Regions from separate parts of the Mus musculus genome. Here region 1 is linked to region 2. The links are chromatin loops, found by intact Hi-C in ENCODE. Cell type or tissue: left cerebral cortex. All regions are shown on one strand. Each heading gives the region's core, and the rest is flanking DNA. Links, peaks and the distances in the headings are about the cores only. Region 1 has its middle 140 kb from the start of Lrrc7. Region 2 has its middle 42 kb from the start of Gm20752.

Evidence for each region. Peaks named below come from ENCODE experiments on the same cell type or tissue, not always from the same donor. Only the 100,000 strongest peaks of a DNase experiment are listed, where the experiment ranks them.
Region 1: a loop joins it to region 2, with 5 times the contacts of the local background. A loop is called at or near these places in 2 of 42 quality-filtered maps.

Annotation. Positions count from the first base shown.
Region 1 is chr3:158,700,394-158,713,059 of GRCm38, reverse strand. No RefSeq gene overlaps it. Among named protein-coding and RNA genes, the nearest start is that of Lrrc7, 140 kb to the right of the region's middle. In left cerebral cortex, for the core only: no CTCF peak of the experiment used is centred there; DNase peaks (open chromatin) are centred at 5,479 and 5,857.
Region 2 is chr3:159,027,838-159,040,503 of GRCm38, reverse strand. No RefSeq gene overlaps it. Among named protein-coding and RNA genes, the nearest start is that of Gm20752, 42 kb to the left of the region's middle. In left cerebral cortex, for the core only: CTCF peaks have their summits at 5,334 and 8,682; DNase peaks (open chromatin) are centred at 5,520, 8,755 and 9,644; H3K27ac peaks cover 4,523 bases.

The DNA.
Region 1 (12,666 bases), core at 2,463-10,462, 330 kb after region 2:
AAAAGACTTGACCAAAAGCTTTGTATATTTACACAAAGATATTTTAGTATACAGTCTGAAATATCCTGACCATCCTAAGTAGAAGAGTTCAAACTGATCTACATCACCTGAAATATTTTCAGAATGTAATTTAATACTTCCATTGCCTACCAAATTTCCTAAAAGAGATAAGAAATCAGTCAATTCATGTTTCTCTGACTCCGACTGATATGAAGCAAAACATATATTTAAGTGAATTTATCAACAAACTTTACTTCAGAGCAATGACAGCTAATAGATTGGGACACCTAAGCAAGACATCTTTTACTTTTGCACCAACCCTTCCTGCATTTAGGTGTAGCATGCTTCCCTCCAGAACATGGGGCAGGACCCTCTTGAAGAAAACCACTCAGTGACATAGCAAATCAGGGAATTTCTTTAACATCAGCACAAGACAGAAAAACAGGAAAGACTAGTTCTTTTCTGAAGCACCTCTGGGAAGAAAATTCTAGTTTCAATGGTGTACCCTAAGTATGAAGTTATCAGCCAGGAACTGAAGACACACTGATGCACACACACACACACACACACACACACACATACATATTGTGTCTGTGTGTGTATGTGTGTGTGCATGTGAGTGTGCATGTGCATGTATGTGTGTACCTGTGTCAGAACAGATATCTAGGTATTATTAAGACAACAGAGAGAAACAAACAGTAATATGCCATCATCAGACCTCTGGATAGTTAAGATGAAAAGGAAATTGAAAAAAATGACAATTGGATTAGCAACAGTTGAGAAAAACTGGGAAAACTTATACGTGAATTATTAAATAAACATTCTTGCTATGTAAAACTTCACCTAGAACCACACATTAATATATACCAAAAGACAGACTTGAATGAGAACATACTTGTAGTGCCATTATTCACAATTGCTCTTCACTGAAAATATTTTAAAATGTTCACCAACAGACAAGGACACTGTAATATTTAAACATCTGATGAAACATATAACATGCAAAGAAAAATACCTCTGTTACATAAAATTGCTGGGTTAATCATGCAGACAATATGTTGAGTCAAACAATGTCTAAGCTTTAGGCTGTGGTAATATTTCAGTGAATAAAGCTCTTATGGCACAACAGGTAGACTAGTGAGAATCAGTAGATTCAGGCACAGAAAAAAAAAAACCAAACAAACAAACACTGAAAAACAAACAAACAAAAATACACTGTCAAAAAATAAAGTAAAATAAAAACCTGAAAAATGATGGAAGACATACAACTTCTTCTCCCCTCAAAAATGCCTGTTCATGAACAAGTGCTCCCATACTCAAGAAAATATGCACGCAGTCAAAAAGGAAGAGGAAAAACATCCCATCTCTAATGCTGGATATTTATTCCAAAGGTAGATAGCTTGCCAAGCATGCTTGAAAAAGCAAAACAAAACAAAACAAAAAAGTCTGCAAAAGAAGGTGTTATGCTTTGAATAAGAATGGCCCACACTAGCTGGGCATGGTGGCCTTTAATACCAGCACTCGGGAGGCAGAGGCAGGCGGATTTTTGAGTTTGAGGCAAGCCTGGTCTACAAAGTGAGTTCCAGGACAGCCAGGGCTATACAGAGAAACCCTGTCTCGAAAAACCAAAAAAAAAAAAAAAAAAGAATGGCCCACACTGGCTTGTATATTTGACCATATAGTTCCCAAGGAATGGCACAATTTGAAAGGATTAGGAGCATTGGGAGATGTGGCCTTGCTGGACTGGGTATGAAATTTTTGGTGAAACTGTGTCAATAGGGAAGTGTTTTGAGATTTTAGAAGCCAACATCAGGCTGAGGCTCTCCTTATTCTTACATAAGAGCTATCAGCTGATCAGATATTAGATATCAGCTATACACCTCTCAATTAATGCTCCAGCACTTCCTGCTTGCACCTTCTTCCTTCATGATGATAATGAACTAAGCTTCTGAAACTATAAGCAAGCCTCAAATTAAATGATTTCTTTCAAAAGAGTTTTCTTGCTCATAGTATCTCTGTCCAACAGCAGAATGGTGACCAAATCAGAGAGAATGAGAAATAAAGAAAAGGAAGGGAAGGAAAAGAAAAAGTAAAAGGGAATGGGGAATGGAAGAGAAGATAATCTCAATAATAAAACCATTTTCACTTCATTTACATAAAACATAAAAAAGAGAATACTAGCCCTTAGCATTGAAATTCAAGAACAAAGATTATTGGAAAGTGTTTTAAACTCTGGAAGGGACATTGTTGAGTGGGGTTAAGAGAGCATTATTGTTTGTTTGTTTGTTTGTGTGTTGTTTTCACTGTTCTAGCTCTGGATTTGTGTGGGTGTTAACTGGTTGACTGGTTGTTTTCTCTCCTGACCATTCAGTGAGTATCTGGGTATTTTCCTTTATAATAAACACCCAATTCAATACATATATCTGAAGGTTAACATTAAAATTAACATAACAAGTTTCTTGCTAGCATTTGATTTTTAAATCTTTTCTCACTTACTTTAGGCCACAGCTCCCTGAGCATCTTGGCTCATGTCAGCTACAAGATTAATTATAGCCATAGTCTTCACTGAATAAGGCAAAAGACACCGTCAATAAGAAAAAAAAGACCACCAACAGATTGGGAAAGGATCTTTACCTATCCTAAATCAGATAGGGGACTAATATCCAACATATATAAAGAACTCAAGAAGGTGGACTTCAGAAAATCAAATAACCCCATTAAAAAATGGGGCTCAGAACTGAACAAAGAATTCTCACCTGAGGAATACCGAATGGCAGAGAAGCACCTGAAAAAAATGTTCAACATCCTTAATCATCAGGGAAATGCAAATCAAAACAACCCTGGGATTCCACCTCACACCAGTCAGAATGGCTAAGATCAAAAATTCAGGTGACAGCAGATGTTGGCGTGGATGTGGAGAAAGAGGAACACTCCTCCATTGTTGGTGGGATTGCAGGCTTGTACAACCACTCTGGAAATCAGTCTGGCGGTTCCTCAGAAAATTGGACATAGTACTACCGGAGGATCCAGCAATACCTCTCCTGGGCATATATCCAGAAGATGCCCCAATGGGTAAGAAGGACACATGCTCCACTATGTTCATAGCAGCCTTATTTATAATAGCCAGAAGCTGGAAAGAACCCAGATGCCCCTCAACAGAGGAATGGATACAGAAAATGTGGTACATCTACACAATGGAGTACTACTCAGCTATTAAAAAGAATGAATTTATGAAATTTCTAGCCAAATGGATGGACCTGGAGGGCATCATCCTGAGTGAGGTAACACATTCACAAAGGAACTCACACAATATATACTCACTGATAAGTGGATATTAGCCCCAAACCTAGGATGCCCAAGATATAAGATACAATTTGCTAAACACATGAAACTCAAGAAGAATGAAGACTGAAGTATGGACACTATGCCCCTCCTTAGAAGTGGGAACAAAACACCCATGGAAGGAGTTACAGAGACAAAGTTTGGAGCTGAGATGAAAGGATGGACCATGTAGAGACTGCCATATCCAGGGATCCACCCCATAATCAGCATCCAAACGCTGACACCATTGCATACACTAGCAAGATTTTATTGAAAGGACCCAGATGTAGCTGTCTCTTGTGAGACTATGCCGGGGCCTAGCAAACACAGAAGTGGATGCTCACAGTCAGCTAATGGATGGATCACAGGGCTCCCAATGGAGGAGCTAGAGAAATTAGCCAAGGAGCTAAAGGGATCTGCAACCCTATAGGTGGAACAACATTATGAACTAACCAGTACCCCGGAGCTCTTGACTCTAGCTGCATATGTATCAAAAGATGGCCTAGTTGGCCATCACTGGAAAGAGAGGCCCATAGGACTTGCAAATTTTATATGCCCCAGTACAGGGGAACGCCAGGGCCAAAAAGGGGGAGTGGGTGGGTAGGGGAGTGGGGGTGGGTGGGTATGGGGGACTTTTGGTATAGCATTGGAAATGTAAATGAGCTAAATACCTAATAAAAAATGGAGAAAAAAAAAAAAGAAACATTAGGACTGGGACCCAGAAACATTTTGGATGCTGTTTTGTTTTGTTGTTTTGTTTTGATATCCCTGGGTGTTTTGTGGTAGCCAACACTACCATTGAGGTCTACAAGTCTTCCTCATCTGCAGTTTAAAAGCACAAGCTGTTTTTATCATTGGTACATGTCATTTGTATTCATTAATATAAAACTGCATACAAGGTAAAAATATGCATTGTTGGTCTTATTTCCATAAACATTTCTATAAGCTGAATATTTAAATGAGATATGATTGATCTCTGAGTAAAACTGAAGTTTTTGTGTTTAAAAGAATTTTCTTTATAAATCATTACATATAAAACTTGAATTTCAGCCATATTTGGGATATAGAATTTTGTTATCTCAAGAAGGATTTCATTGGGATTCATGACAAAATAGTTAAAATATTAAAACTTAGGATACAATAATTTTGGTAACTTTGTAGCTATTATTGTTGCCTTGCTCTTGTGGAAACAAAAAGAATCTCACTCAGGCCGGGCGGTGGTGGCGCACGCCTTTAATCCCAGCACTTCGGAGGCAGAGGCAGGTGGATTTCTGAGTTCGAGGCCAGCCTGGTCTACAAAGTGAGTTCCAGGCTAGCCAGAGCTATACAGAGAAACCCTGTCTTGAAAACAAAAACAAAAACAAAAACAAAAACAAAAACAAAAACAAAAAAAAACAAAATCAACAACTACAAAAAATGAATCTTACTCAGTTTACACAAGCTTTAAAAATTAAGCATTGTATATGTCAAAATATTATTATCATGGTATATGGAATTTTAAGTTGTCCCCTACGATTTCTGACAATCCAATGAGCATGCACTGTCTTATCCTAGGGACAAGGATGACTGATTCATGTTGCCCTTAGATTCACAGAGAATTGACTTTAATAGAGATCAGATGTGCTTTTAAACCCTTAGTATTTTTTTTTTCAGTTGGTACCAAGTATCCAAGAGATGAGTCTGTCTGGACAGAGTGAGAGTCAGCACTCATTTCATAAACTGCCAATAGAATGGCTAGACTAGCAAGTATTCAGAGTGGTACTCAGCTGGTAACCAACAAGGATGGGTGGCCATAGCTCCACAATCCCTAGGAATCAACTTCTTCAAAAAGGTAGTGTACCTCTCAGTCCCAGAAGACAATTGGACATCAGCCTGTGTGCCTTGAGTAGAGAATCTTACTGTGCCATTCCCAGACTTATAAAGAGTTATAAAAATGAGTGGGTAAAGGAGTCTAGTTTCAAACTGTTAAATTATGGCAATGTGTTATACTGCAATAAAAAGCTAACAAATTCTACTGCCTAGGGGTGGAACATGACTGTCATAAATAACTAAAAACGAGGACTGACCTAGGAACTGAGCAGGAGTAAGTTGGTTTTTGGAGGAGAATGATGAGTACTATACTGGGAAAAGCTTATGTTGCTCAAACACTTTTAATGGAAGTGTGAACACTGAAAATGCCATTGACACTATTGTAAAGTAGAGCAAGAGAGCTGGATGCTTGATGCTTAGGGTGGGGTAGTAGAAACTGCCTACAGTTGTGTGTGTGTGTGTGTGTGTGTGTGTGTGTGTGTGTGTGTGTGAAGACAGAACTTATGTAATTGATAAATATGGATACTGTGAATATAGATCTAAAGAAATATTCAAGCAAAATGAAGTAAAGAGTCGAGATCTAATTTTGTTGTTTTTGCTACTTATAATAAAATGCAATGCAATAAGTGTAAATGAGGACAAGGAGAGAGAAACAGGAGGTTATTTAAGAGGAGATTTTCTGGAGGTATGCTTCATATGCTCATGCTAGGAGAAAGGCTTGTGATTTGATTCTACTGTCCTGTGACATAACCTGGAGAGATCACAGGGTTATAATATTCATCCACAGGAGATTAAGGGTGTGTCCAGCAGATCCTCTCAATCAAATCACTTTTAGGAAGCTTTCAAGAGCTGTCTCTAAACTGCAAACCAGAACCAGGGTTGAAAATTATTTTAGAAGTCTGTAGATATGGCTTTTGTCTAGCAGAATGAATCCCCCATAACATCCACAGGAACTCCTTAAAATTAGGTCAATAGAAATACTTCCATTATAGATAAGGCTCAAAAGACTACAAAACTAAAGAAGTTCTTGACCCCCTAAAATTCTATTGGAAGCACACAAATGTTCTCAACTCCAAAAGCTGTAATTTTTCATGATTGACAGGAAAACCCTGCAACCCTGAGAGTACAACGAGGTGGCTAGAGGGCAGAGCAAAGAGCCACAAAGGTTTACTTTCTGACCCAGATGTTGAGTCAAAGGACATTATTTGAATTCTATCCACGTGGACTCCAAAATCACTTTATACTACCAACTCCTTTCATTGTCTTTTAACCACTTTTGTATAGGAAAGCCTATAACTTTTTTATGTTCATTCCATGCCTATAAGTTGGAATTGTTAGAAACGGAATATAATATTTGTCTTCTGATTATCACCCTGTGAGACCCTTAGTCAGCCTGGAAGAAGGAAAGGAAGAAATAAAACAGAATGAAAATGGAGCTTCCTATAGGTTATCACACAAAGTAAGCCAGGGGGTGGGGATTTGAATATATTTGGCCCCTGGGGAGTGCCACTATTAGGAAGAGTGACCTTTTGGAATAGGTTTAGCCCTTTTGGAGGAAATGCATCACTGTGAGATGGGTTTTGAGAGCTCCTAGTGCCACTTCTAGTCTCTTTTGGCTACAGTCAGATCAAGATGCAGAACAGTCAGCTCCTTCTCTAACACCATATCTGCCTAGATGCTACCATGCTTTCTGCCACAAGTTTCTACAGGATTGGGCACATGAAAATGGACTAAACATCTGAAACTGTAAACTACACCCAATTAAATATTGTCCTTTACAAAAGAGTTGCCTTGATCATGGTGTCTCTTCACAGCAATGAATCTCAAAATAAGACAGGGTGCTCACAGAAAATTAAAATTTTTCTAAAGAGAAAATGTCCAAGAAATGTCTTTATTATAAGCATATGCCTCAAGGATGCTGCCAATAAGACAAAAGGGCAACCTACAGATTGGGAAAAGATCTTCAGGAAACCTACATCCAAAACGAGGGCTAATATCCAAAATATATTTAAAAAATTCAAGAAGTTAGACTAAAAAAAAAAAGAAATAATCCAACTTAAAAATTTGGTACAGAGCTAAACAGAGAATTCTCAACAGAGGAATTTTGAATGACTGGAAGAGTTAGAGGAATGACTAAAAGAGATTAAGGGTATGGCAACCCCATAGGAAGACCAATAACATCAACTAATCTAGATGCCTGCCTGTTCTCAGAGACCAACCAAAGAGAATATATGGACTGGTCTGTGGCCCCTGACACATAAGTAGCAGAGGGCTGCCTGTCTTATCTCACTAGAAGAGGATGTGCCTAATCCTGTAGAGTCTTGATGCCCCAGGGAAGAGGAATGTAAAGGTGGGGAGGTGAGAATGGGGGTAAGGTGTTTAGAGGGGGCTTTGGGAGAGCATCCTCTCAAAGATTAAGGGGAAGGGTGATGGGGTGAAGAACTCCTGGAGGCCGGACCAAGAAGAAGGACCATATTTAGAATGTAAAAAAATAAAACCACTTAAAAAAAAAGAATATCTGTAATGCAGGATATTTTATTCTTTGAAAACATATTTGAAAGAGGAATCCTTCAAAGAAATGAAAATGTGCTTGGGAATCTCACAGGTTTCACCTGTAGTGGATGTGAAGGTTCTACCCCAGAGATGTAAAGATCTATCTTCAGTGGTAATTTTGGAGCTGGCATCTTGGTTAGCAATCTTTACCAAGAGCACTTTGATGTTTTTGAAATAATAGGCTCCCTCTCCTCTATGGCAAAGGATGTGCTAATGGCTTGATGTTTGTCGTTTTTCCTGTCTTGTGGATTTATGGCAAGTGTTTAATCAGTACAGTGTATTTGACAGCATTTTAAAACACAAATGAGGACAGAGCTTTCTCTCTAATAATCCTTTAACTGCAATGGATGTCATTTCTCAAGGATTTTCTTGTATCATATATTCAACACTAATCAGGACATTTTTTTCTTTGTTTAACAAAATCTAAACGCGTGTGCTTTTAAATCTCTAGATGTGTGCCACAGTTTCTTTGGCACATGATCTCTTGTGCTGTAACTGATAATAGTGTCTCAGGGACCAATGAAGAAGGAATTTTCCAGCCTTACTATTGACTGTAGAGTTTCCCTGAATTTGCTGTACTCAACTGATATTTAGTGGTCATTCCATGATTGGGCTGCACATTTACCAATAGCCTCTTCTGGGCTCTTTAAGGTGCCTGTCCTCCACTCTGCAGGATCCTTTTAATCCTAGGGCATCCACTGGTAGTGATTCTGCACTATCATCAGTGGCTTCCCCTGGCTTCTTACAGTGCCAAGCTCCTGATGCTCTCCATGACCCTTCATGCCTTCAAAAGAGGTGCCACCTGGGTAATTCTTACATATCAAGTTCAGCTGCCAGCATTGAGGCACATCTTTGGCAACCTCTGGAACACAGCTTCTGTGTGCTGACTCAAAACATTTCCCAGAACATTTCACTTTGGTGATTGCCTGTCTCTTCTTATTCACTGCAACTTTCTCAGCTCCAGCTAATCAGAACCATGGATTCTTAATTAAAAATATTCAACAGTTCCAGTAGAGTTTTTTGGGTTATGTTTTGTTTTGTTTTGTTTTAACTTTCAAATTTCCCTCTAAAACTTCACGTGCCAGGTGTCTATCCTCTGCATTTCTCTGAACAGTCTTTTTTTTTTTTCATTTTTTATTAGGTATTTAGCTCATTTACATTTCCAATGCTATACCAAAAGTCCCCCATACCCACCCACCCCACTCCCCTGCCCACCCACTCCCCCTTTTTGGCCCTGGCGTTCCCCTGTACTGGGGCGTATAAAGTTTGCAAGTCCAATGGGCCTCTCTTTCCAGTGATGGCCGACTAGGCCATCTTTTGATATATATGCAGCTAGAGTCAAGAGCTCCGGGGTACTGGTTAGTTCATAATGTTGTTCCACCTATAGGGTTGAAGATCCCTTTAGCTCCTTGGCTACTTTCTCTAGCTCCTCCATTGGGAGCCCTGTGATCCATCCATTAGCTGACTGTGAGCATCCACTTCTGTGTTTGCTAGGCCCCGGCATAGTCTCACAAGAGACAGCTACATCTGGGTCCTTTCAATAAAATCTTGCTAGTGTATGCAATGGTGTCAGCGTTTGGATGCTGATTATGGGGTGAATCCCTGGATATGGCAGTCTCTACGTGGTCCATCCTTTCATCTCAGCTCCAAACTTTGGCTCTGTAACTCCTTCCATGGGTGTTTTGTTCCCAATTCTAAGGAGGAGCATAGTTTTCACACTTCAGTCTTCATTCTTCTTGAGTTTCATGTGTTTAGCAAATTGTATCTTATATCTTGGGTATCCTAGGTTTGGGGCTAATATCGACTTATCAGTGAGTACATATTGTGTGAGATTCTTTTGTTTGTTTGTTTGTTTGTTTGTTTTTTGTTTTTTCTTTCCATTTTTTATTAGGTATTTAGCTCATTTACATTTCCAATGCTATACCAAAAGTCCCCCATACCCACCCACCCCCACTCCCCTACCCGCCCACTCCCCCTTTTTGGCCCTGGCGTTCCCCTGTTCTGGGGCATATAAAGTTTGCATGTCCAATGGGCCTCTCTTTCCAGTGATGGCCGACTAGGCCATCATTTGATACATATGCAGCTAGAGTCAAGAGCTCCGGGGTACTGGTTAGTTCATAATGTTGATCCACCTATAGGGTTGCAGATCCCTTTAGCTCCTTGGCTACTTTCTCTAGCTCCTCCATTGGGAGCCCTGTGATCCATCCATTAGCTGACTGTGAGCATCCACTTCTGTGTTTACTAGGCCCCGGCATAGTCTCACAAGAGACAGCTACATCTGGGTCCTTTCAATAAAATCTTGCTAGTGTGTGCAATGGTGTCAGCGTTTGGATGCTGATTATGGGGTGGATCCCTGGATATGGCAGTCTCTACATGGTCCATCCTTTCATCTCAGCTCCAAACTTTGTCTCTGTAACTCCTTCCAAGGGTATTTTGTTCCCACTTCTAAGGAGGGGCATAGTGTCCACACTTCAGTCTTCATTATTCTTGAGTTTCATGTGTTTAGGAAATTGTATCTTATATCTTGGGTATCCTAAGTTTTGGGCTAATATCCACTTATCAGTGAGTACATATTGTGGGAGTTCCTTTGTGAATGTGTTACCTCACTCAGGATGATGCCCTCCAGGTCCATCCATTTGGTTAGGAATTTCATAAATTCATTCTTTTTAATAGCTGAGTAGTACTCCATTGTGTAGATGTACCACATTTTCTGTATCCATTCCTCTGTTGAGGGGCATCTGGGTTCTTTCCAGCTTCTGGCTATTATAAATAAGGCTGCTATAAACATAGTGGAGCATGTGTCCTACTTACCCGTTGGGGCATCTTCTGGATATATGCCCAGGAGAGGTATTGCTGGATCCTCCGGTAGTACTATGTCCAATTTTCTGAGGAACCGCCAGACTGATTTCCAGAGTGGTTGTACAAGCCTGCAATCCCACCAACAATGGAGGAGTGTTCCTCTTTCTCCACATCCACGCCAACATCTGCTGTCACCTGAATTTTTGATCTTAGACATTCTGACTGGTGTGAGGTGGAATCCCAGGGTTGTTTTGATTTGCATTTCCCTGATGATTAAGGATGTTGAACATTTTTTCAGCTGTTTCTCTGCCATTCGGTATTCCTCAGGTGAGAATTCTTTGTTCAGTTCTGAGCCCCATTTTTTAATGGGGTTATTAGATTTTCTGAAGTCCACCTTCTTGAGTTCTTTATATATGTTGGATATTAGTCCCCTATCTGATTTAGGATAGGTAATGATCCTTTCCCAATCTGTTTGTGGTCTTTTTGTCTTACTGACAGTGTCTTTTGCCTTGCAGAAACTTTGGAGTTTCATTAGGTCCCATTTGTCAATTCTCGATCTTACAGTACAAGCCATTACTGTTCTGTTCAGGAATTTTTCCCCTGTGCCCATATCTTCAAGGCTTTTCCCCACTTTCTCCTCTATAAGATTCAGTGTCTCTGGTTTTATGTGAAGTTCCTTGATCCACTTAGATTTGACCTTAGTACAAGGAGATAAGTATGGATTGATTCGCATTCTTCTACATGATAACAACCAGATGTCCAAGCACCAATTGTTGAAAATGTTGTCTTTCTTCCACTGAATGGTTTTAGCTCCCTTGTCGAAGATCAAGTGACCATAGGTGTGTGCGTTCATTTCTGGGTCTTGAATTCTATTCCATTGGTCTACTTGTCTGTCTCTATACCAGTACCATGCAGTTTTTATCACAATTGCTCTGTAGTAAAGCTTTAGGTCAGGCATGGTGATTCTACCAGAGGTTCTTTTATCCTTGAGAAGACTTTTTGCTATCCTAGGTTTTTTGTTATTCCAGATGAATTTGCAAATTGCTCCTTCTAATTCGTTGAAGAATTGAGTTGGAATTTTGATGGGGATTGCATTGAATCTGTAGATTGCTTTCGGCAAGATAGCTATTTTTACAATGTTGATCCTGCCAATCCATGAGCATGGGAGATCTTTCCATCTTCTGAGATCTTCTTTAATTTCTTTCTTCAGAGATTTGAAGTTTTTATCATACAGATCTTTCACTTCCTTAGTTAGAGTCACGCCAAGGTATTTTATATTATTTGTGACTATTGAGAAGGGTGTTGTTTCCCTAATTTCATTCTCAGCCTGTTTATTCTTTGTATAGAAAAAGGCCATTGACTTGTTTGAGTTTATTTTATATCCAGCTACTTCACCGAACCTGTTTATCAGGCTTAGGAGTTCTCTGGTAGAATATTTAGGGTCACTTATATATACTATCATATCATCTGCAAAAAGTGATATTTTGACTTCCTCTTTTCCAATTTGTATCTCCTTGATCTCCTTTTGTTGTCGAATTGCTCTGGCTAATATTTCAAGTACTATCTTGAAAAGGTAGGGAGAAAGTGGGCAGCCTTGTCTAGTCCCTGATTTTAGTGGGATTGCTTCCAGCTTCTCTCCATTTACTTTGATGTTGGCTACTGGTTTGCTGTAGATTGCTTTTATCATGTTTAGGTATGGGCCTTGAATTCCTGATCTTTCCAAAACTTTTATCATGAATGGGTGTTGGATCTTGTCAAATGGTTTTTCTGCATCTAACGAGATGATCATGTGGTTTTTGTCTTTGAGTTTGTTTATATAATGGATTACATTAATGGATTTTCGTATATTAAACCATCCCTGCATCCCTGGAATAAAACCTACTTGGTCAGGATGGATGATTGCTTTAATATGTTCTTGGATTCGGTTAGCGAGAATTTTATTGAGGATTTTTGCATCGATATTCATAAGAGAAATTGGACTGAAGTTCTCTATCTTTGTTGGGTCTTTCTGTGGTTTAGGTATCAGAGTAATAGTGGCTTCATAAAATGAGTTGGGTAGAGTACCTTCTACTTCTATTTTGTGAAATAGTTTGTGCAGAACTGGAATTAGATCTTCTTTGAAGGTCTGATAGAACTCTGCACTAAACCCGTCTGGTCCTGGGCTTTTTTTGGCTGGGAGACTAT
Region 2 (12,666 bases), core at 2,232-10,231:
CTATCTGTACTCAAGAGAAAAAGAAAGAAAACATTTCTCAAAATTTAAACCAACAAAAGTGAATCACACAGATGCACACACACACACACACACACTCAACGATCACTAACATCAAAATAACAAGAATTAACAATCATTGGTCATTAATATCTCTCAACTCCCCAGTAAAAAGACACAGGTAACAAAATGGATGGGTAAACAAAACTTATTGTTCTGTTGTATATAAGAAACACATCTCAGAATCAAAGATAGTCATTGTCTCAGTAAAAAGGACTGGAAAAGTGTTTTACAAGCAAACAAACATAAGAAACAAGCTGGGGCAGCCATTCTAATATCTAATAAAATAGACATTAAACCAAAAGCAATCAAAAGAAAGAAGGAAGAACACTTGATACTCATCAAAGGTTTAAAAAAAATACCAAGAGAACATCCTACTTCTGAACATCTATCCCCCAAATGCAAGGGCACACACATTCATAAAAGAACATTACTACAATGTAAACCATGCACTGGGCCTCACATATTAATAACAGGAGACCTCAGCATCCCACTCTCACCAATAGACATATCATCAAGAGAGAAACTAAACAGAAAAATAATGAAACTAACAGAGGTTATGATTCAAATGGAATATATATATATTTTTTGAGAAAATCAACAAGATAAACAAACCCTTAGCCAAACTAACTAAAAGGCAGAGAGAGAGAGAGAGAGAGAGAGAGAGAGAGAGAGAGAGAGAGAGAGAAAGTATATTTGTACCCAAATTAACAAAATCAGAAATGAAAAGGGAGACATAACAACAGACACTGAGGAAATTCAAAGAATCATTAGTTCTTACTTTAAAAACCTGTGCTCCACAAAATTGGAAAATCTAAATGAAATTGAGGATTTCTTAGTCAGATAGCAATTACCAAAGCTAAATAAAGATCAAGATAACTATCTGAATAGTCCTATAATCCCAAAAGAAATAGAAACAGTCAATAAAAGCTTCCTAACCAACTAAAGGCCAGATGCTTTTAGCAGAGAATTCTACCAGATCTTCAAAGACGAGCTAATGACAATAGTCCTCAACTATTCAACAAAATTGAAATAGAAGGAACATTGGAAAACTCATTCTATGAGACCACAATCACCCTGATACCTAAACCATACAAAGACTCAATAAAGAAATAGAATTTCAGACCAATTTCCCTCATGAAAAGTGATGCAAAAATACTCAATAAAATACTCATGAAAAGAATCCAAGAATACATCAAAGGCATCATCCACCATGATATAGTAGGCTTCATCCCTGAGATACAGCAGTAGTTCAATATATGAAAATTCATCAGTGTAAGCCACCATGTAATCAAACTGAAAAGTAAATCCATAATATCATCTCACTGATGCCAGAAAAGCATTTGACAAAATCCAACATCTCTTCATGATAGAAGTCTTAGAGAGAGCATGGATACAAGGTAAATACCTAAACACAATAAAGCAATATACAGCAAGCCAATAGCCAACATCAAATTATATAGAGATAATTTTAGAGCAACTCCACTAAAACCTGGGACAAGACAAGGATGTTCACTCTCCCTATCTCTTCAATATAATACTTGAAGTTTCAGCTAGAGCAATAAGACAGGTAGAGGAGTTCCAGGGGAAACAAATTAGATAGGAAGAAGTAAAAGTATCATTATTTGCAGAAGATATAATAGTATGCATAAATGACCCCAAAAATTCTACCACAGAACCCCTATAGCTGATAAACAATTTCAGCAAAGTGTCTGACTACAAAATTAACTCAAAAAAACCAGTAACTCTCCTTTATACAAATGATAGGCAGACTGAGGAAGAAGTTAAGGAAACAACAACCGTCACATTAGCTACAAGTAATACAAAAATACCTTGGTATATATAACTCTAATCAAGCAATTAAAAGATTTATATGACAAGAACTTCAACTCTATGAAGAAAGAAACTGAGGAAGATATCAGAGGATGGAGAGATCTTCCACACTTGTGGAACAGAAGGAATAACTGTGAAAATATCCATCTTATCAAAAGCAATCTACAGATTCAATGCAATCCCCATCAAAATTCCAACATAATTCTTTACAGATCTTGAACCATCTCTCACCTCAACCTGTACATTTGAGCAATAGTAAAAAAAAAAAAAGTCCATAGTATTACACAAAAACTAACAGGTTGACAAATGAAATTGATATGAAGAACCTGAAACAAATCAACACACCTATGGACACTTGATTTTTGGCAAAGAAGCCAAAATTGAGAAGGGAGAACATCTTCAACAAATGGTGCTGGTCTAACTTGATGTCTGCAGGAAGAAAAGTATAAATTGGTTCATATTTATTACCTTACACAAAACTCAAGTCCAAGTGGATCAAAGGCCTCCACATTAAACAAGATAAACTAAATTTAATAGAAGACAAAATTGAGAGTGACCTACAACATTTTGGTGTAGGAGACAATTTCTTTAACAGAACACCAATGGCTCAGGCACTAAGGTCAAGAATTTATAAATGGACCCTCATAAAACTGAAAAGCTTCTGTAAGTCAAAGGATGCTGCCATTAGAATAAAATGACAGTCTACAAGTTGGAAAAGATCTTCACTAACCCTACATCTGAGAGGGCTGATGTCCAAAATATATAAAGAATTCAAGAAGTTAGACAACAAAAATCAAAATAACCCAATTAAAAAATAGTTACAGAGCTAAACAGAATTCTCAACAGAGGAACCTCAAATGGCTAAGAAGTACCTACAAAAATGTTCAGTGACCTTAATCATCAGGGAAGTGCAGATAAAAACAACCCCAAGATGTCACTTTATACCCATCAGAATGATTAAGATCAAAAATTCAAAGGACACCACAGAATGCCAAGGATGTGGAACAAGGGCAACTTTCCTATATGCTGGTGGGTGTGCTAACTTGTGCAACTACTCTGAAAATCAATTTGGCAGTTTCTTTTTTTTTTTTTAACGTATTTTCCTCAATTACATTTCCAATGCTATCCCAAAAGTCTCCCACACCCTCCCCACTCCCCTAATTTGGCAGTTTCTTAGAAGATTGGAAATAGCTGTGAAAGACTCCAAGAGGAGCCCCTCGCTCAGGCCTCAGGACAATAGCGGACACCCAAGAACTCACGACAGACCGAGCTTGTTGCAAACCACATGAGGCTTTATTCGGGGAAAGCCAGAGCTCTGGGGACGACTCATATCCCACGCAGGGGTAGAGGAGTCGTCCTCGAGGGAGGGGAAAGAGTTCCCAGTTTTTATAGGCCCTCAGGGGGGAAAGGAGAAGGGTGAGATTAGGGGATTTCCAGATCTAAACAATGTCTATTCTCAAGAAATGGGTATGGGAGGGGTACAAGGAAAGAGTCTAATGAAGGTGCAGCAATGGGCACACACCTGGTCAGAACATTGGCAGACACACAGGTTCAAGGAGTGGCCAGAGCATTGTGCACCTCTATTTTTCTAAATCAGTGAAGCTAGTTCTGCTAACACTGACGTCTATCTTGCCAATTTCAGGGCTTCTGTGTCCTTTTACATTCTGCCAGGATCTTTCAGCTGTACCTCAAGACCCAGCTATACTACTCCTGGGCATATACCCAAAAAATATTCCACCATAACACAAGAATACTTATTCCACTATGTTCGTGGCAGTTTTATTCATAATAGCCAGAAACTGGAGTCTACCATAACGTTCCACAGTGGAAGAATGTGTAAAGAAAACATGGCATATCTATATGATAGAATACTGTTCAGTTATTAAAAATAAAGACATGAATTTCACAAGCAAATGGATGTAACTAGAAAATATTATCTTGAATGAGGTAACCCAGACCCAAAAGGACATGCATGCCATGTATGTACTTGTAAATGGATATTAGCTATAAAGTACAGGATAACCATACTATAATCATCAGATCCAAAGAAGCCAAGTAACAAGGAGGGCCCAAGGGAGGATGATTGAAATTTTCTCAGGAGGGGAAACTAAATAAATATAGACCCATGGAAGGAGAGAACTGTGTAGAAGAGGGGATGGGAAGGCTGTCAGGGATTGGAGAAATCTTATGTAGGGACAGTGGGGGTGGGAGAAAGGAGATAAGTGGTGGTGGGGGGCAGTCTTTAGGACATGTCAGAGACCTGGGATTGTCAGAGGACCCAGAAGATCTCTGGGGGGCAATTTTAGCTGGGACTCCTATCAGTGGGGGGATATGAGTCCTGATATGGCCACTAACCATACCCAAACAGTATAGGGATAAGGACAGCAACCCACCCATAAAGCCTTTGACCCAAAATGTGTTCTGCTTACAAAATAAATAGTGACAAAGATAGAGCAGAGACTGTCTGAATGGCCAATCAATGACTGGCCTAAATTGAGACCCATCCAATGGGCAAGAATCAATCCTTGACACTATTAATGACACTTTGTTATGGTCCCAGACAGGAACATCAGTGTCCTCTGAGAGGCTCCACCTAGCAGCCAATGAAAAGAGGTGCAGAAGCTCTCACTGAAACATTAGATGGAGATCTGGGAGTCTGATGGACGGGTTGAGAGAAATATTGAGGGACCCAAAGAGTACAGGAACTCCACAGGAAAACCAACAGAGTCATCTAACCTGGACTCTTGGGGGTTCACAGAGACTAAGTCACCAACCACAGAGTGAGCACAGGCTGAACCTAAGACCCTTGCACATATGTAGCAGGTGAACAGTTTGGTTTTAATGAAGGGCCCCCAACAACTGTGGCAAGCTGTCCCTGAACCTGTTGCCTGTCTACCTGCCTGCTTGCCTGTGGATCTCCTGCCCCTAAATGGACTGGCCTCAGCAGGAGAGAATACACCTGCTTCCAAGTCTGGAAGCAACTTGATGTGCATTGTGTGTGCATTGTGTGTGTGTGTGGTGGTGTGTGTGGTGTGTGGGAGAGTGTTAGTGGAGGAGAAGGAATAATACCCAGAGGGGGGTCCCCTCAAAAGAGAAGGGGAAGGTGGAATAGGGAAGGAACTTTCAGGGAGGGGTACTGGGAGGAGAGGACGCACTGATCTTGGGTTATAGATGAATAAATAAATTTTAAAAATTATTTATTCACTATACATCCTTATCTCAGACAACCTTTCTCCACCCAGTCCCCCTCACAGTCTCTCACCCCATTCCCTCTTCTCTTCTCCTCTGAGAATGGGGAGGCCCTCCTGGGTACCAACTTACCACATCAAATCACTGCAGAACTAGGCAACCCCCTCCCACTGAGGCCAGACAAAGCAGCTCAGTTGGGGAATTGGATCCATAGGCAGGCAAGAATTCTGCTAGTTCTTAAAACATCAACTGTAACACTAGAGGGCCACTTAACCCAGAAGCCCAGTCCTTGGCAGAGAGGTGAGGAGGATGGTATGGAGGGAAGACGAGGTAGGGGAGAAAAAGGAAAATCTCTGAAAGTGTAGCAATGCCTCTGGAAGGCAAAGCCTAGACATGTGGTGGGAGTGGAAGAAATGTGGAATTACAAAAAGAATCCCTCCCACGGATATCTAAAAATGATGCTCCTAGCAGCTTTGGGTATCACAGTTGTGCAGGCAGAAAAGCATTTGATTAGCTCCCTGGCGTTATCTCTGGGGTGTGGGTGTCTTGGAAATCTACATGCACAGTATTCCTTTCAGATAATTGAGCGGTCATTGTTCTCTACATGCTCTCTACATAAAACCAAAATCAGAAGCTTGAAATGAATGTCCCTCTCAAGGGTAAGAACACAGTGAGTGCTATGGCAATTTTATGCTTGGTATTTAAGAACAAGATTATGAGATTTAAGGTTGAAATAAAATTTCTGAATGTTCCAGAATGAAGAGCACACCCCCACCCCCAATTTTTCATTTGCTGTACAGTGCTTCTTGGAGACTTGCAGTTAGCTCTTTTCATACTGCACCTTCCAATATGAAGGTAGATAGTTCATTAGACTTAGTTCATTTGGATTTTTCATAAGCTATAATGTTCTGCAAGGCCTGCAAGATTGAATGGTAGGGTCCTCAGAAAGAAGAAACATTTTCTAAGTGATTTCTATTGTAAAATAAAGGAGCTTTCACTTCAAATTTGAGGAGAAATTCAGGCCACAGAAAACTGTCCTTCTATGTTAGCTGGTGCTCCATCAGCTCTGATTAATGACTTATCATTGCTTCCATTTCTCTGTCTAAATCACCACCAGTGACAACAAGCACCTTTCAATCACAAGTATAGTCCACATATTTGTTTATTGATTGCATTTCAATTGACTATCAGTGACAGCAAGGGTTAGTTTAGAAACAGGAAATATGAGGTTGTGTATCAGTTATTAGTAATTTAAGAATTGCCAAATTTTCTTGTAAAATACCAGATAATAAATATCTCAGATTTTACAAGTTATATGAGTCTCTGTTGCAGCTGCTTGATTCTTCCAGATTTAGCCAAGATAATATATAACAAATGTCTATGGCTGCGTCCATCCTGCCAAACTTTCTCTACAAAATTACAGGATTTGACAATGTTTTGTTGACCCTTGAAATGAGCAATGCCTTCATAGGAAAGAGTGGATTCGATCCAACATATAAATAACAACATACTACTTCTAACTCATTTCATGTCCACAGTTCCATTCTGACAAACATATGAAAAAGCACAGCAAAAGATATTTGTAGGACAGCAGGGCATTTTGGTTAAGAGCTTGTACCTTTGCAACAAGATTTGGAATCAGAATCTAATTTTGCATTTTCTGAGCTGTATAAAACCAAGCAGACTGTTGCCTTCAGAGTGCCTCATTCACCCGATCTGCAAAACAAAGTCAGTATCATTTGCCTCAAGAGTGAAGAACCTGTCAATAGATACAGGAACATGTGTTATCATCATCATCATCAACAACAACAACAACATCAATCATCATCATTATTTCTATCATCTCCCCCCCCCCCCCCGCAAGCTCAGTCAGGCCTCATATAATAATGAATATGAATAAGACTACATACATAAAGCACTATGTGATTCTTAGTATATAACAGTGTTTAATGAGAAGTTGTAATTCACATTGAGTTTTAAAAATAAAGGAGTACAAAATAATCACATGATTATCTTTATATTTACTATGATAATTACCAAAAGCTTTATTTGAATAACAACAGAAATGGGCTGAAACATCATGCTTTAGGGTCTGGAACTTATTCTATTTTCTCTCTAAAGAGCAGACAGTATGTGGAAACTCCTCAAAAAGGACTTAAAGGGAATCTCAAGTAGAATATATTTCATTAGAAGTAGTAATACATCCTTTAAATTGTCATTTATTAATTTACTTTTTGCTTATTTTTAGATGTACTTCAGAAGATACCTTTAAGAGATATGCTTTTTGTTTTGTTTTGATGTTTTATTTTGTTTTAAAATGAGTCACCAAATGGCTGGGCCCTGAGAATAAACTCTCAGGAGAGCCACTATAGTGGCACGTTGCTGTGATCATAGCATTTTTGAGTTGAGAAAGAAAGAGGAGTTCAAAGTCATTCTCACTTTAAGGAGATTGAAGCTATGACTACATGAGACCTTGATGCGATGCCTCTTCCCACAGTAAAAGCACTGTTCTGTGTCCTGAACTCTTCCTGTCAGAACTAGATCCCATTACCCCTGAGTAATTTGTTCCATATGGATCTCATTATCTTGGCACCTGCTGAGTAGAGAAATGATGGGCACATAAACCCAAGCAGAACACAAACTAGAGAATGATTGGGGTGCTTCTGTCTCCAAAAGATGTTACTCACTAGCTTTAGTCTTTGAACACACCTACAGTTTTTCTAAGATTATAGCACTTTAGAAAAAAAAAATCATACATAGCAAAACAAATATTTTTAAAAATTTTTACTTCTTCCCATTATAGGCTAATTCACTATTTAGTGACATGAAGGCCAATTTGTGATTTGAGAAATAGCTACACAATTATTTTTTGTGTTGATTTGCTCAAAGAAGTAATAGATTATAAGAAAGGCTAGAAAGAAAATGCAGGGTTTTTTGTTTGTTTGTTTGTTTATGTGTTTGATTGGTTGATTGGTTTGGTTGGTTGGTTGATTGATTTTGTTCATTTGTTTGTTTTTGGTTTCTTGAGGTAAGGATTTTTCTGTTTTCCAGGGTTTTCTCAAACTTGAGGACTCAAGTGATCCTTCCATCCCAGGTGATAAGTGTGTAAACTAAAGAGACTCCCATCACCAATTTCATGATTTAATGGTGGTAGGGTAGGAGAGGTAGGTGATGAATAGCAAGAATTTTCTATTGCAGATTATTTTGTTTTAACACCATATAGCCATATCTAAAGTAATATAACAAAACTTACATAAGATGGTTCAAGTTCAACTATGAGTCATGATTTATTGTTATACTAAATAACTAAAAAATAAGTGTGATAAAAATACACTCTAGATTCTAGAGAGAATCTAAAATATAAAATTACTTCAAGTGATCAAGAGATTTTAGCATAGGTTAGGTACAGTTTATGATGAAACAATGTAGATGAAATTTTGGAACTTAGAGGAGGCTAACATCATCGTGTGCAGAATGTATCAGGGCAAGGCAGTCTTAGAGCGTCATAGGCAGAGGATACAGGTTGAGTAAACAAAAGGAAAAATACATTGCAGTCAAAAACTACAGCTTGAGCAAAGAAGGGTTCTCTAGAAAGGGGGCAGCATCCTCTAGGGAAGCATCCTCTAGGGAACTGCCAGGAAGCCTTTGAGACAGTTGCTTGGTAACCATTCCTCACAGTTGGCTGCTGTGTCTGAGTCACTCAATCTTTTGGCTGCCCAATCCATTTTCCACCTACACAAGGTTCAGTATTTTGAATGGAATTTAATTCTAAAACAGCAGATACCAGTGGTGGTCGTAAGATTACCTTCCTGATCATCTCTCCTTAAGTTCTGGGGTAAACTCTTGGTTTCTATGCACACACCTATACTCACTCAGATGGAATGCTTAAGGATGAAAAGTATTTTAAAAATAGTGCTTTATGGTTAACAATCCAATCCTAGAAAAATTAAAGTCTAAAATTACAGAGAAAAAGACCCTAGGGAGGTGGGGAAATGCCTTTCCAATGGAGTAGTGAAGTAGGGAGGAAGAGATAAAGGAATAAAGAGTGGGAAGGAGAGAGTTGGGAGGGAAGGTTGGGAGAAGAAAGGAAAGAAAGAAAATAAAGAGAGATCTGGAGAAATGAAGGGGAGAGAAAGAAAAGAAAGGAAGAAAAAGGGTGGGGAGGGAGGGAGACACTTTCAGAGACGCTGCTTTTAGCATTGACAGCAATGAACAGTGTTCATTACATCCCATGTATTTTCTTGATGATGAATCTGATTTCTATGTGAACAAGTTGCTGACTTATCAAGAGCTTTTCTGGAGATCACCAGCATATGAGAAATTACAGTAGGTATTGTGCTTTACAGCACTCACCATGTCTATGAGAGTTCCTCCAAAACAGTTTCCTACTTGCTTTCAAAAAAGGGTAGAGATTGTGGCAGTGAATTACAAGATGATGAGCAGAATTGGGGAGACTGAAATGGTCAGCACAAGATCTACAGTGCCTGGTACAACCTTCTAAGCCCAAGGAATTGTGGGGGCGATTTGCTCCCATCTGCCTCCATTGCTTTTTATTCCACATCACTTCTTTCTCTCTCCACCCCCACAAGCACATGCACAGCTGAGGCTATTTCTAGCTTGCTTGCAAAGACAGAAATCACACCCAGGCACAAAAGAGGTAGGAGAAGAAACTATTGAGAGTGGACCACATTTTTTGAGTATCCAAGCTGCAGAAAAGAGACCCGTAAGCCGCACTTTATTCTTCCCATTGTTCAGTTTTTTTGCTTCAATGATGAATTCTAAAATAGGAGAAAAGAGAAAGGAAAAGAAGGGCATAAATAGTAGAGGGGAAATATTGGGAAAAGAAGAGGAATAGGTAGGAAGGAGACAGAATTAGAGGGCAGTGGAGGATGAATGTGGCATGTTATCACAGAACTTTGTAGACAAGTATGATATTATACACTTTTAAATTAAATATGTATATACAAAAGTATAATTCCTAAGATTTCTTACCATTAAGACGTGAAATTGTAACCATGTGAAGGAAATTTGTCAACTTGGAACACATTATTTCACTAAAACAATTTCTGAGAAAACAAATAGTTTCAGAATTTTGGCCATTAACTGAACTGTAACAGTTTTTAGGAGAGGCAGAGTACTTCCATCAGGAAAAAAAAAATTCCTCCTCTGAAATGAAGTAGAATGTTTGCTTTGTGCTTCCTGGAGACCAGCATCAGTCAACTGAGACCTGGGGGTGTGTTCATGTGCTATTCTTTTTTGATTCATATGTTGGGGAGGAAATGAGTCATGTTGATTAAGTGGCTTAAGCCACCTACTCATGCAAATTATGTGTGTAGCCTGGGAAGAGATAGACCTGACTGCTATGGGATGGCCAATGTTCTTTTTCCAAGATAGTGTGGGCCTTGCAGGCTGCCCCGGTCAACTTCTTGTTCCAACTGGACGCATAGTAAACTCTGCAGGGAAATAAATATGTGTATATTTGCCTGAGTTGGAATTTAATTGGTCATTATTACTCATTGCAAATATCAGACACTTATATTTAACATATATTTATATTATCTTTATTGACTTCGTTTAAGAAACTGAATATCAGATACTCATTATAGAAATAAAAACAATGCACTCAAAAGCATATCGTTTTAATATATCATCAATAGATAATTAAATCTCTATATAATAATATCAAGGAGGTTAATGAGTAAACTTTAGATATAAGTCTACTTATATCTAAAATATGTAGCCTTCTTAATCTGATTTTGATATTACAATGTGAAACCCACCACTGATTAAAAATATTCCTGTGGAATTCAGGCAAGGGAGTGGACTAATTTATTTGCTTCACAAAGCTATACTGTAAAATGTTTCAATATTTACACTACTCAATTTAGTACATGGTTTTATGTTTTTACAAATTTTTCTGCTTTTATGAAGGCCAATTATTGAGGGAAAAATGTTTTGTTTTAAAATGAACTTCTCCTGTATCTTTCTCTGTCCAAACATTAAAAAGGTAAGAAATCTAGCCAAAGCAAAAGTCAGGATGACAGGGGCTTTTACCATGTGTCCCACAGAATAACCTTTTTAATGAGTATTAGTTTTGTGGAGTTTGTTTGTTTGTTTTGCTGTTGTTGTTATACACATAGTGATCACTTCCCAGTCTTTCTATCAAGCTGGCTCTCTAACATAACCCAACATTTTCTTGCCATATGGAATTTGGAGGGGTTAATCACATCAAGTCTCTAGTTGTATTCTTACTCCTTTTTGTCCTTTTTGGTTTCTTGGCTATAACTGCTTTGAGAATATCACATGATCAAAAGCAAAAAAGAAATAATTCCTTAGCTTTAAGAGACTTTAAATGTCTAAAAAGGAAGGTTCTGCATACAAACTCCCACAACATAGAAATGCACAGCCATAAAATGTGATCAAGGCCCGGGTGTAAGGAACATTGGTTCCATCCCATCTCATCCTCAACTGAGTCATGGGTGGTTGTTGTTGTTTGTTCTCATTCTCCTCTTCGCCCTCCTCCTTCTTGTTCATCTATATATTGAGACTTATTAGCTTTTGCCCTAATGATGTGTATAAATATGCAATTCAGAATTTAGGAGGTGAAGACAGGAAGATTGTGAGCTTGAGTCCAGTCTGAATTACACGGTGAGAACTTGTGTCAAATGAACATTGAGTTTTTATAATAATGCTTTAGTTTTAGAATCTAGGATATTTCAGAATTACAGTGTTCTTGTAAAAAAAAAAAAGTAAAAGAATATTCTTTAAATAGTTCTCTGTAGTCAAAATGGATTATTTCCCAGGAAGCAAGGCAAGGAAGGTACACAGAAGAAGAAATTATTAATGTCTTGATCAAGTGAATACTATAGTTCACAAAATAATTAATGGCCTGTTGAGAGATGTTACATGAATTTATGAAAGAAAAATTTAGAAACAAAAGTTACTTTCTCATCAACACAAAAGATGGGCAGAGGAGATACTTCAGTGAGTATAACCTTTGTCATGCTATTGTGGGGACCTGTGTTCTAATCTTCAAAACCCATGTAAAGCCTGGCATGATAGTGCACATCAGAAATTCCATAACTTCTACAGTGGGATAGAAGCCAGAGACAGAAGAATCCTTAGGTGCTCACAGGCAAACTAGCATGCTCTATGCAGACACAAACAACAAACTTTCTGATTCAAGGTAAAAGGCAAGGAAAAGGTAAAATTCAGGTGGTCCTCTGACCTCCACATACATGCTATAGCATACATGCAAACACATTATATACTCATAGATATGCATGCATTTTACACACACAGAGAGAGAGAGAGAGAGAGAGAGAGGGGGGGGGAGGGAGGGAGAGAGAGAGAGAGAGAGAGAGAGAGAGAGAATAGAGAAAGAATATTTTCTTCATCCTGGAAAGTTGCTAATGACATGAGATGAATGCCCCTAGGGTACTGAGACTAAATATTCTCACCTCCTAGAGTATGTATGCTGAATATAGCAAATCAATAGTGAGAAAAGAGCCGGACTTGGCTCCTATTTCAGAATCGCTTTTTCACATTTTTCTGTGGAAACCTCACACTTATTAAGGGCCTGTATGC